Regions from separate parts of the Homo sapiens genome. Here region 1 is linked to region 2. A link is a loop called in an ENCODE intact Hi-C map of the cell type or tissue named here. Cell type or tissue: IMR-90. All regions are shown on one strand.

Evidence for each region. A loop is a pair of places that touch in the nucleus more often than their neighbours do. Peaks named below come from ENCODE experiments on the same cell type or tissue, not always from the same donor. Only the 100,000 strongest peaks of a DNase experiment are listed, where the experiment ranks them.
Region 1: a loop joins it to region 2, with 2.8 times the contacts of the local background. A loop is called at or near these places in 2 of 110 quality-filtered maps.

The regions. Positions count from the first base shown.
Region 1 is chr3:30,980,197-30,988,196 of GRCh38, reverse strand. No RefSeq gene overlaps it. Among named protein-coding and RNA genes, the nearest start is that of GADL1, 90 kb to the right of the region's middle. In IMR-90, no CTCF peak of the experiment used is centred here; no DNase peak of the experiment used is centred here.
Region 2 is chr3:30,920,663-30,928,662 of GRCh38, reverse strand. No RefSeq gene overlaps it. Among named protein-coding and RNA genes, the nearest start is that of GADL1, 30 kb to the right of the region's middle. In IMR-90, no CTCF peak of the experiment used is centred here; no DNase peak of the experiment used is centred here; H3K27ac peaks cover 205 bases.

The DNA.
Region 1 (8,000 bases), 60 kb before region 2:
AGCCATTGGCTGAAGGAGGAGCAGCAAAGGCATAGAAAACAAAAGCATTTGGGCAAGTGATCATAGATATTAATATTGTTGCCTTTCTTTTTAATAAATTGCATGTCAGTCTGTATGAGAAGCCATAGTTTCATGGTGGTTTTTAAGGTGTTTCCCAGCTTTTATTTTATATTTCTAGTCATGTCTCATGCCGTCTTTCTAAAGGTGTCTGACCAGTGGGCTCACAGAATTGGGAGAATGAGATAATACAATAAAATCAGAGTGAATCCGAGAGTTGGCTAAGATTAAGTAAGATATCGAACAATGCTGCATTTTCTTCAAAAGAAATGAAAATTTTTTCTACTGTATTGAGACAAGAAAGTGAAGAAATCTCTGGCAACAGATGAGATGTCATATTTACTGTTTAAGCGTTTGTTTTATATTTCCACTCTTAATATTTTTATTCTGCCAATAAAGGACTTGGGTAAGTGTTCATACTTTGATTATAGTGGTCTGTTGACACAGGAACCAGTAGATCAAATATTTTATTCCAGCTTGAAAACATTTTGAACAATTATAATTCTAGCACTAGGATTAGTGTTTTCTAACTGGAGAGTTAAGGCTGAGAGAATTTAAATCCTTCTATGGTCTCATAAGATGTGAAGGGTGAGATTCAATTCACCTGAGGGTGTGTATTCACTTTGAGTATCATCAAAGTGAGTATCATCATGAAGTCACAGTGGAAGCTATTTGTATTTGTATTTGAGTAATAGAAAGGACATGGAATGAAGCCAAGGGACCCAGGTTAAATGTCACCTCTGCCTCTAATTAGTATGCTACAATTAGTCAACTCCCTTAACTTCTCTGGCTTTAGTTTCTTCATCTATATAATAATACTTTAGTTTAGATTAGGGATCAGAAATACAAATACCTACATGCAGGGAGCAGGTGACGTAAATGTATAAAATGTACATCACTGCATATCACAGCACCACCACTCACTTGTTTCACATTCACAAAATCAACTGTGTTAAAATTCCAGTCTCTTTTACAGATCATTAAGCTTTTCATCAGGCATCTTTTCCACATACCAGTCATGGTTCTTCTCATGGTTTGTTTTCCTAATGGAGGCTTAAGTTGTATTCTTCTCTCTACAGATGCACTTTGTTGGTATATTAAACTCAGAAATCCTCTTTATGGTCTAAACAAGCATGTCTGGCTCACATCTTTCTTGAAGCATGGGCCTCTCTGTCTTTGTTTCTGTTTCTCTTTTTGAAAGAGACATGGGTATGAGGATAAATTTCTCTTCACTTTTTGTTCTACTACAAGAAGAGTAACAGCGTTAATGGGATAATACTTGGCTGTTGACCCTCAGCCTCAGTATAGGGAGTAATGGAGAATGGTAGAGACTGGCAAAGAGCATGCTCACACCTGTGAAAATAAAGTCACTCACCCTCTGCAGCAGGCAGCTGCCCCTTAGTGCCACCTGTTCCTTGGCCGCTGAGAATACGAGTCCAACTGTGGTTGTGTCTTCTGAAATTTTTGTGAGAAAAGCTGTGCATTCTTATTATTTTACATGGAATTCCCCTGAATTTTAAATGTTGGCAACTAAATTTAAATTTAAATAAACATCAGTAATATCAACACTTTACAGTCAATGGTTAAGGCTAACCACGAGAACACTAAGGGACAGATGCCCACAAATATTTGAGACTGTGGGGCCACAGGATCTTCAAAGACCCTTTTCTCTATAACTTAAAAAACAAACAAACAAATATATATTCATTAGTATGCTCTGAGCACACTCTAAGGCACTTTGAATGTCCTAACTCCTTTAATCTACGCAACAAGCCTATGAGGTAAGTGCTATTGTTATCTTCATTTTCCAATGGAGGAAACTCAGGAACAGAGCAGTGAAGTGACTTGCCTGATGTCACAGAGAAAGAAAGTCTTAGAACTAGAATTCCAACAGCTCCTCTGGCACCAATGCCCAGAAATCTCATACCTTTCATACCTTTGTTCAGGTATGAAATAAGAAACATATTTCTTATTCTTTTTTTTTTTTTTTTTTGAGACAGAGTCTCGCTCTGTTGCCAGGCTGGAGTGCACTGGCCCGATCTGGGCTCATTGCAATCTCCGCCTCCCGGGTTCAAGCGATTCTCCTGCTTCAGCCTCCCGAGTAGCTGGGATTACAGGCACATGCCACCACACCCAGCTAATTTTTTGTATTTTTAGTACAGACGGGGTTTCACCATATTGGCCAGGATGGTCTCTATCTCCTGATCTTGTGATCGGCCCATCTCGGCCTCCCAAAGTGCTGGGATTACAGGCGTGAGCCACTGCGCCTGGCCTTCTTATTCTTTAAAAAATAAAATTTCTTAACATTCGTTTATAAAATTTGTCACTGGTGACAATGAGCATATTTATTTCAATGTGTATAAAATCGTAGTTTAGAGTATTTTATTTTGTATGTGGAGAAAAGATGGGCTTATTAGGTGGCTGAATACTAGTGTAATCACATCAATATACTGCCTACATCAGTGAGATTGAGGGGAATCAGATACTGATTAGGATCAGTCTCTTCCAATCAGGTCTCATATGCAAATAAACAACTGCCTTTTGATTGGCTGCTGATGATCCTCAGAAGAAGCTATTAATGTTTTGCTTTTCTGGCTGCCTTAGTACAGCCAGAGAATGTTAATACAAATAGAAATTCGGCCATATATTTAAGCAATCTGTCACAGCAAAGAGATTTCCAGAGCTTTTTGGTTAAAGAGGTTTTTGAATGTATGCATGAGCAATATATGGGCTGACTTTTTATACTAGCAAATATGAAGATGTATTATCCCCTGAGGTTTGTTATTAACCTCAGTTTCACCTCTGTTAATATTTACTTCACAGGTCAATAAATCTTGATATTCACTTCAACAGAAGCCAATATCTTCAGATTACGAGTTATTAATCTTGGCCAAGCTGAAAAATTGTGTGACTATTTTTCTTTTGCTAAAGAAAATGAGGACTTTTTGTCCGTTTTTCCCTCAGCCTCTCTTAAAAGGGAAAGTTAATTTTTATCTGAATCGCCCAACTTCCTTATCAGCTTTAGTGCTTGAGGTTGAGGTATGAGACTTCATAGGAGTTTCAGAAACCTCTCTGTCTCACTGAAGCAACTGCAGGAAGTAGGGGATAAACAAATCCTATCTTAAATCCTCCTGGGAAATACTCTGATTTTAGGAGGAACTAAGAGAGGGTTGTGGCCAAATTACTCCTGCCCATCTTTGTGTTATTTATGGCCTTTGCTTGATTTGAGTTAAAACAAATGTACTTCTAGAACCTGGCAGCAAAATGCTATATAATAGAGAAGAGCAGCTGTATCTGGCCCATCTCAGGATAAAAAGCAAGTGTGAAAAGACATCGGTGAGTGCATTTGGTTCTCAACAGCATAAATGTTAGGATTGAACTGTACAACAAAAGCAATTAAGTTGTTGTTTTGAAGGAGTGTTTTTAGTTCTGTAATTTGTAAAACCATGTCTATAATGACAAATAAATCCAAAACAAAAGGAGATGAAAAAATTATGGAAGAAGTTAGAGGTTATCTTTCCTGACGGCTGGTGGTTCCTCCTTAGAGGGTAGAAAAATGTGGCATTTGGAAATAGCTGCATAGAGGGGAAAGGGTCTTTCCAAAAACTGACAAAGGGGAAGATTTTCCAAAATGTTTTATGGGTGATACCAGGGACAAGGAAAAGCTGCTAAATGTGGCGAGGGGACTCTGCTCAGGCAGGCAAAGCCTCTAGAACCCTGCCTCTCAAAGGGTGGTCCTGGACCAGCAGCATCAGCGTCACTCAGGAACTGATTAGAAAGAAAAATTCTCAGCCCTATCCCAGAGCTATTGAATCAGAAGCTGTGGAGGTGGGTCCCAGCTATCTGCGCCTGATCAATCACAAGGTGCTTGTGATGCACGTTTAATTTTGAGAATCACTGCCCCAGGACATGGATTTTTCAATCTTATCTATTCATTGCAATTCCTTGAAGAGTTTCAAAAATAATAATGTCTCGGTTTTGCCTCCAGAAGTTCTGATTCACTTGGTCTTGCATATGACCTGGGCATCAGGATATTTTATAGCTTCGTAAGTGTTTTTAAGTGGCAGCTAGGGTTTAGAATTACTCTAAGGCAAGCTTCCATCCTAAATTACATTTTCAGATCTAATGATCTCTTTTCATACAAAATATTTTGCCGTGTTTCCCTTACTTTCCTGAAATAAAATTTGTATAAATATTACTATACACATATTCTTAACTGCAATGTTAAAGAGAATAGAAAAATAATTTATAATAATATAAATTTCAGATGTATTTTATTTCATTTTATTATTATTTTTTGAGACGGAGTCTCGCTCTATGGCAGGCTGCAGTGCAGTGGTGTGATCTCGGCTCACTGCAACCTCCGCCTCCCAGATTCAAGGAATTCTCCTGCTTCAGGCTCCCAAGTAGCTGAGACTACAGGTGCGTGCCACCATGCCCGGCTAATTTTTGTATTTTTAGTAGAGACAGGGTTTCACCACGTTGGTTGGGATGGTCTCGATCTCTTGACCTCGTGATCTGCCCGCCTCGGCCTCCCAAAGTGCTAGGATTACAGGCGTGAGCCACTGTGTCCATCCCAAATATTTTAATTCATGTGTCTGACTACACTTACAATGAAGCAGACAGAAGTCTGCATGAATTATCATGAATGTGACAGTTGCAAATGCAGATTAATCCATGTGTGTTGAATTGGCAACTTGGAAGCCATGGGTGCATTACTATGGGTGACATGTTTTTCTGCAAGGAAGAAGAGATCTTGGTAAAGTTTCTAACAAAATAATGAGTGATTTTTGCTTTTAAGCCCCAATTTAAAGCCTGCACTTAAAAAGAACAGTAACTTTATTTTAGTGGATATCATGATACCTAAGATCCCCCTCTAGGAAAGAGGCACTTATTTTCCCAGCTGCTGGAAGTGCTAATGGCTGATGCCCCTTAGCTGATTGTCCTCTTTGGGATTTGTGCTTGGCTGAAGAGAGTGTCTTGCCCCAAGATCATACCCATTTTTCAGGCACAAACTACATTCAGTGGCTGGTCAGTGCAGGGTTATAAAGGTGCAGCTCTCCTGCCTCAATTCAGAACAACTCTGAAGGGCCCTCTCAGCTCTAGATCTCCAGGTTGGATTGGCTGAGACCTTTGCTGCAACTATACTGTAGCTCAGCTTCTCTCCCTGCCCTCAATGACTTCCCTCTGTCTCTCAGGGGTGCTGATTCTGAGCATACTCTCCAATAAACCTCCTGCTGCTATCTCAGGAGCTGACCAGTGATACACCATCTTAGGGAAGACCGAAGTCCTTTACTAATCAGCTGGGTCACGGTTATCTCAAAAGATTCTTATCTAGCATTTGATCCCATATGGAGTGGCTTTGTTGAGACAGACAGGGAAAAACTGAAATTGCATTTAATTGAATGACTGCTGGTGGCATAAAAACAGGCAGGTAGAGGAGGAGGGGAGGCACAGGTGATGGAGGAAGGCGAATGGCAGCTGGAGACATGATAGGAACAAGTCTCTGGGGATTGATCAGGTAGAGGCACTAAATTCAGAAACAGGGCCAGCCTCAAGCAAAAATGTAAATTAGGCAACACTTGTTCTACTTTTCCCCAGTGCCTTTTTCTCTCCATGGAGCCTGTAGCCATCAGAACCTACTCTCTGGAAAAGATCTGATAAGCTATTTACCCCTTAGTGTGAATCTAAGTCAACAGCTTTGTTTTTCTTTTTTTTTTTTTTCCCCCACTTGCAGAGTTATTTGCATTTTAAGTATTTTTATGGAACAAAAATTTTGGTCCTTTGTTAAAAGGAATTTTAACAAACTACCAGTAAGTAGAGGGATTGGGGGTAGGAAAGAGGAATCCTTTCCTCTTCCCAACCACTCAAAATCAGTTCTCATTGAGGAATTTTCTTGGGTGACAAAGGATGGGAAGGTGGCACCTTAGTAGGAATGTCTATAAGCTGTTTGGAGATGGATCCCTCATAAATTCTATTTTCCCATCCCCATGGAATTTGCTATATAGGGTTGCAAAGCAAAGTCGCATAGTTTTCATTTTAAAGATAGAGTAAATTTGGAAATCTTCTCTTGTCTGGACAGATTCTTACAACGAATTTGGGTTTTTAAAAGGATACTATAAAATGTGAAAAAACATTTGTAAATTTTATTTATTTGTAAACTCTTTACCAGAAGATATAGAATGTTGGCCTAATAATTTTTTATCTCTTTCAGTTCCTTTTCTGTTGAACCAGATCACTATTCAAAAGATTCATTCCCCAAGATTCTTCCTCAGCTTTGTCTTCAATAGTCTCAATGAAATAGAAGAAATTTAAAAAGTAAAAGCAATGAGAACAACTTTAAGACATCTCTGTAGAGAATTCAGTCCTCTTCAGCAGTCCCATATTTTCATCTGTTCATTCATTCATTCCACGAATGTCAACTCTCCATACCGTGCTAGGCTGTGTCCTAGATGCAGAAGCAGAACAAATAAAGAGGCACTAGCTGATGTCCTTGAGCCCTTTCAGGGTAACAACATCCTTCTTGATCTGCTGACCTGCATGGCAAGATGTTATTTACTGCTCACATTAGTTGTGTCCTTGGCTATGAATTAACCATGACTTAAGAGCAGTGTGTGTGAAAGCCCTCCGCATTCTGTTGGCAAGCATGTTGTTTGCAAAAATTGATCATTCATTTTTAAGCAACACCTATGTGGATCATTAACACCAGGTACAGTTACTAAAATGAAACTCTTGAGAATATTTTCCATTTGTAATTTGAATTCTTGTCAATTTTTGAGGCTTTCCTGAAAACAAATGACTGGGTTTTTTAAAATCCATCTTTTTAAGTTTTTTATTCACTGAATTAGTTAGAAGTGATTCTGCTAATCTTTCTTAACCCTAAATGCAATATTTTCTGAGTGAAATAATGAAAAACCTGAGGAAAAAAAAACTATAGGAAATCATAATTTGCTGAGGCAGGGTTTTCTTTATTAATAAAATAATTTAATTGGTTGTTACTAAATGTGATGGTTTTATGACCAAGTATAAGATTTAGTTAGTAAGCATGAATTGCAATTATATACAGCAATATTTCTTTGCTGGGATGATTGGGAAGGTCATCTCTTTGGGCCTTAGTTTCCTCATCCATAAAGTAAGTTTGTTTGTACTCCATTGAAAAAAAAAAAAAGGGTGGGGGCTGGGTGCAGTGGCTCACACCTGTAATCCCAGCACTTTGGGAGGCCGAGGGGGTGGATCACTTGAAGTTAGGAGTTCAAGATCAGCTTGGGCAACATGGTGAAACCATGTGTCTACTGGAAATACAAAAATTAGCTGGGAGTGGTGGTATGCCTCTGTAATCCCAGATACTCAGTGACTGAGGCAAGAGAATCCCTTGAACCTGGGAGGCAGAAGTTGCAGTGAGCCGAAATTGGGCCACTGCACTCCAGCCTGGGTGACAGCATGGGACTCCATCTCAAACAAACAACAACAACAACAAAATAGGAAATTGGGATTTTTATATTTCTCTGGCTTCTTATGCTGCAATTCACATTCCCTAGGAGAGTGAATATGGGATTTGCAATTTTCCCTAAAATCTAGAGCAGAAATCAGCAAACAATGGCTCTTGGTCCAAGTCTGGCTCACTACTTGTTTTTATAAAGTTTTCTGAAATACAGCCATGCTCATTTTTAAACCTATTGCTTATGCCTGGTTTCATACTATAAAGTCAGAGTTGTATACTTGCAACAGAGACTGAAAGCTAAAAATATTAACTCTTTGGATCTTCCCAGAAAAAGTTTGCTGCTCCAGATCTAGGGTAAGAATCTCCAAAGTCAGAGTATATGCACCTTTAGGAGAAAAATGTTTAACTTGAACTTCCATGAAGATTTGTTTTTTTTTTGTCCCAACCTTTATTATTTTTGATATGTGTTTTACAATGTACCTAATAATTGACTATAGTAAAT
Region 2 (8,000 bases):
AGTTTTATTCTGCTGTTTCTTTTTTTAGATCATGGTCATCAGGTAAGAACAATTCCCATTTTCTTTGTTCTTGTTATAATTGCTTTATATGGATGTTGCCTATCTTGTCTTTAAATGTCTGGATTTAACTGGATCATCAATTAAAAAAAACAGCAAAGGGTTTGGATGGCTCACAGGTTTCTTAGTGTAAGAGTGCCCTCAGCTGGGCACGGTAGCTCACGTCTGTAATCCCAGCACTTTGGGAGGCTGAGGCGGGTGTATCACTTGAGGTTAGGAGTTTGAGATCAGCCTGGCCAACATGGCAAAATCCTGTCTCTACTAAAACTACAAAAATTAGCTGGGCATGGTGGCATGTGCCTGTAGTCCCAGCTACATGACAGGCTGAGGCAGAAGAATCCCTTGAAACCAGGAAGTGGAGGTTGCAGTGAGCTGAGATAGCGCCACTGCACTCCAGTCTGGGCAACAGAGCGAGACTCTATCTCAAAAACAAATAAACAAACAAACAAAAAATGAGCGCCCTCTTCTGTCAGGGCAGTGAGGTGCGTTTTCTTTAATATGTGGCATTTGTGGGGGAGTAGAAGGGTTGAGGTACATTCAGATTCTGTTGTACCCATTTGTTCTATAAGTCCCAATTTCTGCCAGTTGGGTTTTTTTTTTTTCCTTCTAAGACACTTTTCTGTTCTCAGTTGCCTACTTTTTCCCCAGAAAGGGTACTTTATAAAGACTTCTAAACCATGCATTTCAAGACTTTAGATTCGTCCATAGCTAGAGTTCTGTGCCACCAGGTCAGAGGTGACCTGACAGCGAGCTCACTAGTTATTTGCCAACATTAGAACATGCAGCATTCTCCAGATTAGAGGGCATTGACATCTCTATCATATAGATTATTTTTCATTATTGAATATGGTGTGTCTATATATTAATGTAGGTCTTAGGTAATTATCTCAATAAAGTTTTCTAGATTTTAGTGTAGAGCACCTACATGTTTTACAAGATTTATTCGATTCTGATGATTATGTCTTTTAAAAGCAGCATATGGTAAGTTTTATTTATACAGTCCAACAACACAAATCATTATTTAGAATATTTAGCCTCTTAATGTAATTACTGGTATATTGGGATTGAAATCTACCATCTTTATGTTTTATCCCAGCATTTTTTTCTTTTTTATTAATAAAAAGTAAATAATTTTATTGTATCATTACTTATTTTGAGACCAAATATTTGAAATTGATTCATTGAGGGTTGTTATTCACTGCAAATTATAATTATTTTGCAGTTGAAAATATAAATGTAATCTTTAACATCAATGAATCTCAATAAAATAATAGATTTTTAGTTTGTTTTGTCATTGTATTTGGAAACCTTTTTCATTCAACTTTAAGATGGTAGCATAATCAACACAGGTTTTGAGGGAGCAAGTGAATGTCACAAACTATAGAAAAAATTTGTTGCATGCTAGGCAATGTGTCCTCATCCCTTTGCATCCTCTTTGAGACCTTAGTCAAGACAACTGTTTTTAGATTTTGGAAATGAAATTTTGTTTCCTTTGTGTGTAACTCTGATGAAATTGATCATAAGGTAGATCAATTTCTTTACACTTTGGGACTTGCGAAGGGTTTGAGTAGCAGGGTTCAGCCAGAAAATAGAATCTATTCTGAGCAGTTTAATGAAAGGAATTTACTATGAACACCTAATAATGAGAGTGCTAGAAGAACTGAAAAAACAAAGGAAGACGGTAAGACATCTCAGAATAGCAACTGCAAAAAGATGCTTCCATTGTCTGGGGAGGTGAGACAAAGGCAGGGGGCAGTGCCACTGGACTTGACCACCTTGCAGAAGCCTCAGCCCCCTGGTAGGAGCTGTAACCATCGTGGAGTCTGTCTGACCAGAGTTGAAACCAATCAGCTTCTGTTGAAGAGACAACTCAAGGCAAAGAAAGAGAAAGTGGAATTATCTTTATCTCTTCTTTCAACCACGTTGCAGTCTCCTACCAGTGTCCTCCATAGGCTGAAACTATGAAATGGAACTCCAAACACCATTAGCTAAGAGATAAGCCTTACTGGCTTTCTAGAACTTTGAAGTTCTGTAGGTGGCTATTTGTCTGTATTAATCTGTTTGGGGAAAAAACATAATCAATAGTTTAAAGATCTGGATCCTAATTTGTGTCTTTACTCTAATTAACTGTGTGACTTTATCACTTCACCTCTCCATTCCCCAGTTTCCCCTTCATTGGATTAGATGGGCTTTCTGCTGTGTGATCCTACCTATTGATTTGTAGAGGAATTTACAAAATGTACAACTTGATTTTTAAAAACAGTTCTGAATCTGGCTATATGTCACAATAATTAGATAAGTTGACTAAGTGTTGGTTTAATTACCAAGCTTGTTTCTCAGCCGTAATTTTCAGAAAACTTCTCTACCTTGCCTTTAGGTTTCCCTACCATCGACATATTTTCTGTCTTACCTTAGCACACTTACACTTGCTTCCTCTACATTTATGCCTCTTCCTTTAATACTGTGACTGTTCTTGTCCTTTTTTGATTATTTTATAGGGTGTAAGCTGTAGCTGACTTTTCTGAAGCAGAGCCACTTATTTATAAAATTAGTACCTCATTATTTGAAAACATTAATATGAGCATGTAGCTCCTTTTACCTAAAGACTCCTGAGAAACATCATCACAGATGATAAAATGGAGAGTTATTCAGCCAGATAGGTACGCTCCTTGACAGCTGGTTACCTGGATTAAGCGTAAGTACTTCTAAAGACGTAGTCCCAGAAGGCTTGCAACTGCCCACATGAAATATCCCCATGACGAGAATACAGAGAGGGAGGAGCTTGTTTTATAATTTTGTCAACAGGACAGCAGATCATGCTGTACAAGGAGGTGTCCTGCACGGCTGAAGTAATCAATAGTCTACATGAGAAACTGGTCTGTTTCTCTGCTCTAATCCCTGTCTGACCCTCCTTCTCCCTCAACACCTCCATGTGCACACACACATCATCAAAACTGGAGACCACTGGCCTGTACAGGGCAGGCTAAATAGAAGTTTGGTTGCACCTCTAGAGAAGAGGAGGTTGGAAAGCAAGTAGCCTAGTCACTTTTCTGGATGGATACCATCCACAGTGAGCGTCTCCTTGCTGAAAGGCAAAAGGGGAAGGGCAAAAGGGCTCCCTCGAACCTCTTTTGTAAGGACACTAATCCCATTCATGAGGCAGAGGTAAGGGTAGGTAGTATTCAGCCCCCAGAACAGGAACTTAATTTCCCCTACCATCCCCATCACTCAGATTCAACATTATCTTTTTTTGTGTGTACGTATTTCATCCATCTACCTCCCATGTTTTTTTGTTTGTTCCTGTACTATTTTAAAGCAAATACCATAGTCATATAATTTACCTGTAAATATTCATGTATTGCTAGAAGATAAAAACCATTTCATTTTTTGAGACAAGGTCTTGCTCTGTCACCCAGGCTGAAGTGCAGTGGTAGGATCCTAGCTCACTGCAATCTTAAACTCCTGAGCTCACGGGATCCTCCCGCCTCAGACTTCTCAGTAGCTGGGAGTACAGGTGCAAACCACTACACCTGGCTAATTTTTAAAAAAATTTTTTGTAGATAGATCTCACTTTGTTGCCCAGCCTGATCTCAAATGCCTGGGCTAAAGCAATCCAACGCGTTGGCCTCCCAAAATGCTAGGATTATAGGCATGAGTCACTGTTCCCGGAAAGAACTATTTTTAAATGTAACCGAAAGGCCCACTATCATACTTTAAAAATTTGTAATATTTTGTTAGTATTATCTAACGCCAAGTCTATATTTAATTTTCCAGTATTGTCTTAAATATTTATTTTCAGAATTGGTTTAGTCAAATCAGGATCCAAATAGAATCCTCATATTACATTTAGTTGACATATCAAAAATTGTAACCAAAATCTTGGACTTTCATCTCCGATTTTAGCTTGTTATTTAGAGCATAACACAGTTCTTTGAACCTGATTTTCCAATGTACTATCTATTGCTTGCATGACTTAAACATTTATAATCATGTGTCTTCATCCAAGTTATTGATTAAAACAACAAGGTAAAAGATTAAGTATGGATACCAAAAAGGCTGATTCTAATAAATTGTCCAGTCACAATACATCTACCCAACTATATAATTACCTAGCCTTAATCTTGTCTACTAAGATAGTGTGAGTTCTTGTCAAATTTATTACCAAAATCAAGTGGCCGTTTGTCTCATATTTACAAATTTTATACCTGAAATTTTAGCAGAAAGAATTATAAACATGCCCTAAGAACCATGATGGGTTCCAGTGAGCCTTTCTTTTCTGGGGATTTGTTTAATCATCTGTTTAGATATGAACGCATTGATCAATATAACACATTAGAAACTCAGAAATAGACCTATACTGGAAATTAACGTGTTGTATAGTTTCCCTTTTCCTTTGGAATAAATGTATAACTAGCAAATAATGCTTTTTATTAAATGCTTCTGCTGCCTTTAAATTAAATATGCTTTTGGTTTGTCTCCTACAGTTCCCTCATCCCTCCCTAATATCTAGCCACATTGATGCATCCGAGTGATCTCTGTAACCCGAATCTCTTTACAAGCTGCTTTCTCTGTGTACACTCTAGTTCTATTTCCTTCACATTCTGACCCACCAACCTCCCACCTCGCCAAATCCTTCTCATCCTTCAAGATGCTATGTCTTCCTTTCAGCATTCTTTTTTTTTTTTTTTTTTTTTTTTTTTTGAGACGGAGTCTCACTCTGTTGCCCAGGCTGGAGTGCAGTGGGGCGATCTCTGCTCACTGCAAGCTCCGCCTCCCGGGTTCCCGCCATTCTCCTGCCTCAGCCTCCCGAGTAGTTGGGACTACAGGCGCCCGCCACGACGCCCGGCTAATTTTTTGTACTTTTAGTAGAGACGGGGTTTCACCGTGTTAGCCAGGATGGTCTCGATCTCCTGACCTTGTGATCCACTCGCCTCGGCTGGGATTACAGGCATGAGCCACCGCGCCCGGTCTCAGCATTCTTTCATGGGCAATATAGTGGCTTATTTGCATTTCTGTCTCCCTAAGTAAATGGGAATTTCCCTAGACAGACATTCATTGTTACATCCACTGCTTAATATTGATTAAATTAATGAGAATTAATGACCAAATGACTCTCTCCTAAAATCAAGAAAGGACTGATAAACTTGGTAGTGTAAAATTTCTGAAATTGAAATGACTGTAGAATACATGACCTTTTGAATATCAGCTTTATAAATGGTCACCATTGATCTTTTGGAAATTCTTGTTCCACATATTTATGTCACATATGTTTTCAAATAAAAATTCTACAGTCACATCTGCAATTGCTATCACTATCCCATGTAGTTATCTGAGCACTAAACCAACTCTTCAGCAAATATGGGTTCATTTTTTATTCAATCACATTTATTCCAACCTTTCCAGCTTAAAGTTCTTTCTTTTTAATGGCGAAAATGGAAGCACGACAGAAAGGGAATAGTTCTGCTTTTCCTGACCATCTGCTAACATAACACTAACTGCTCCAAGCTTTGGCCTATCACTTCTTCCTTGCTCAGAACATACATGAAGAATGAAAAAATACCACAAAAAGATTGTCTGATAATAAACAACACTGTTTGTCTTGATACATTTTTCAAACCTCTATTTTTAAAAATTTTTATTCTCACAGATGTCTCCCATTTAGTTTATTCTTGATAATGATATTCTATCATTTGTATCTATCTTTTAAAATTCAAACTTATCAGATGGTTCCCTGTAGAAAAACATTGGTTTTCTTACAAAATTTGATACTTTATAATTATTTAAAATTATTTGGTTTTGCGTAATCAAAATTTTATTTTAAGATATTTAAAAAATATCCATCTTTAGAAATCTGTACCTTTGGATTTATATCTTGTAATAGATTATTGCTTTGACTTCCAATTTTTTCATGCCTCCCTATAGCCACATCTTAGGATGGTCATGCCCCACACATAGGATTGGCCATGTGACTTGCTTTGGCCAATGGAACAATAGCAAATTTGACCTGAGCACATGCTTGAAATATGCTTTCACATTGGAGACTGACTTTCTGCAACTTTGTGACCACTATGAGAACAAGCTCAGTCTAGTCTACTGAAAGATGAAAAACTATATGGAGAGTGACGGCACTCATTCCAACCATCCATGCTGAGGTCATCATAAACCCAGCCAGTCCCAGACAACTCCAGCTAATGTACTGATTGAGAGACACATGAGTGAGACCAGCAGGGACTGGCAGAACTAATCTGCTGAGCCCAACCTAAATTGCCAACTCACAGAACCATGAGCTAAATAATTTTATTCTTTTAAGCCACAAAATTGTGGGTGGTTTGTTACACAACAAAAGATAGCTGATACATGTCTCTATATCTCTAAAACTTTGAAAGGCTTTGTCTTCAAATCACAGGTACATTTAACTTAGTTCAATGTTGCCAAACTTTTATATTATAAATGATAGGGCAGCACAGTTACCATTTCCTAAAGTTCTACTCCCAAGAGAATCTTTTTTATTGGTTAGAACTTCTGGAACGAAGGAGTATGTTTTGATCTTCAGATGAAGTTTTGGAAAGCACAGCATTTAGTTGTAACAAATTAAAGAATAATTAAAATACCACTCTCCTTGCTTTTTTTGTTATATTTATTTTATATATTTATATATATTTATATATTAAATGAGATCCCCCCCTTGAGGTCCCTAAAGCACAAAGACCCTGGGTTATCCAACTCTTGGCTTGAGTCTGAACCCTAAAACCTGGCAAATACATCTATGTAGATAACCTGACATGTCTTCAATTGCAAATAGGCTGTTTCAAGTCATAATTTTTGATGCCAATGAAAGACAGTATATTAGCATGTTTAACAGTGTGGGCTCTGCAATCAGGTGAAACAGGTTGGAACTTGGGCTCTATCACTATCACATGTGGACCTTGAACAAGTTTCATACCTTTGCTAAGTTTCAGTGACTTCACAAGTCCAAAAAAAATTTGATATTACCTCATGGCATTGTTTGAAGATTACATGAATTAGCACATCAAAATGTTTAGAATATTGAGAGACACACAGAAATGCTCAATAAATGATAATGCATATGTTTTCATTGGATATTATCTATTACACCTAAATATATTGCTATGTGCCACTTCTATGCATAAAGTCTACGAAAGCATTGGTCCTCTAAGGATATGTGCTCACCACATTTAACAAAACCTGTGAGAATCATACTTTGAAAATAGAATAGAATCGTCATTGTGAAAAATATTATAGTGAGTGAATCAGATGATATTGAAGCAGGATATTTCCCTGACCCCTTTGTGGGACTCATGACAGGGGTGCCTCATTTACTCAGCCCACTGCTGTCAACTCCAGGGAGACAGTGTGTGACTGAACAAGGCAGGAGCTGGAGTTCACAACGGCTGGAACTGGCCAGCCATTTCAGCACTGGTGGGATCAGATTCAACTGACTCAGACCTGCTACATTCCACCTCTCATGGGAGGGAGCATGCAGGTGAGCAGGTGCAGCAGCTGGAGCCAGTGCTTTTGGGTGCTGGCAGGAGTGAACTTCATATGCAGGCCTATGGCAGGATCCAGGCAGGGTGCCTGTGACTCCTGAAGCCACAAAGGGCATGTTACAGTACTCTTTTAGCTCTGCCATCAGCAGATAGCTTAAGTGTTAACAGCCCAGTGGGCCCACAGCTGTCCTCTGCCAGCAAGGGTAAAGGGCCAGTGTGACAGCCTTTTGTATCCACACTGGTGGCTCCCAAGCTCTTGTCTGGTGTCCAGGAAAAATGAGGTCACACGAACAAATTGAAAAATGGTAAACGTGGATTTTGTTGTCAGTGAAAGTGGCTCTCAGTGGGAAGGGGAACTGATAAGGGGATGGGGTAGGTAGGTAATTTTCCCCCAAAGTCTGGCTGTCTCTGGCTGGATTCTTCTCCGAAGTTATG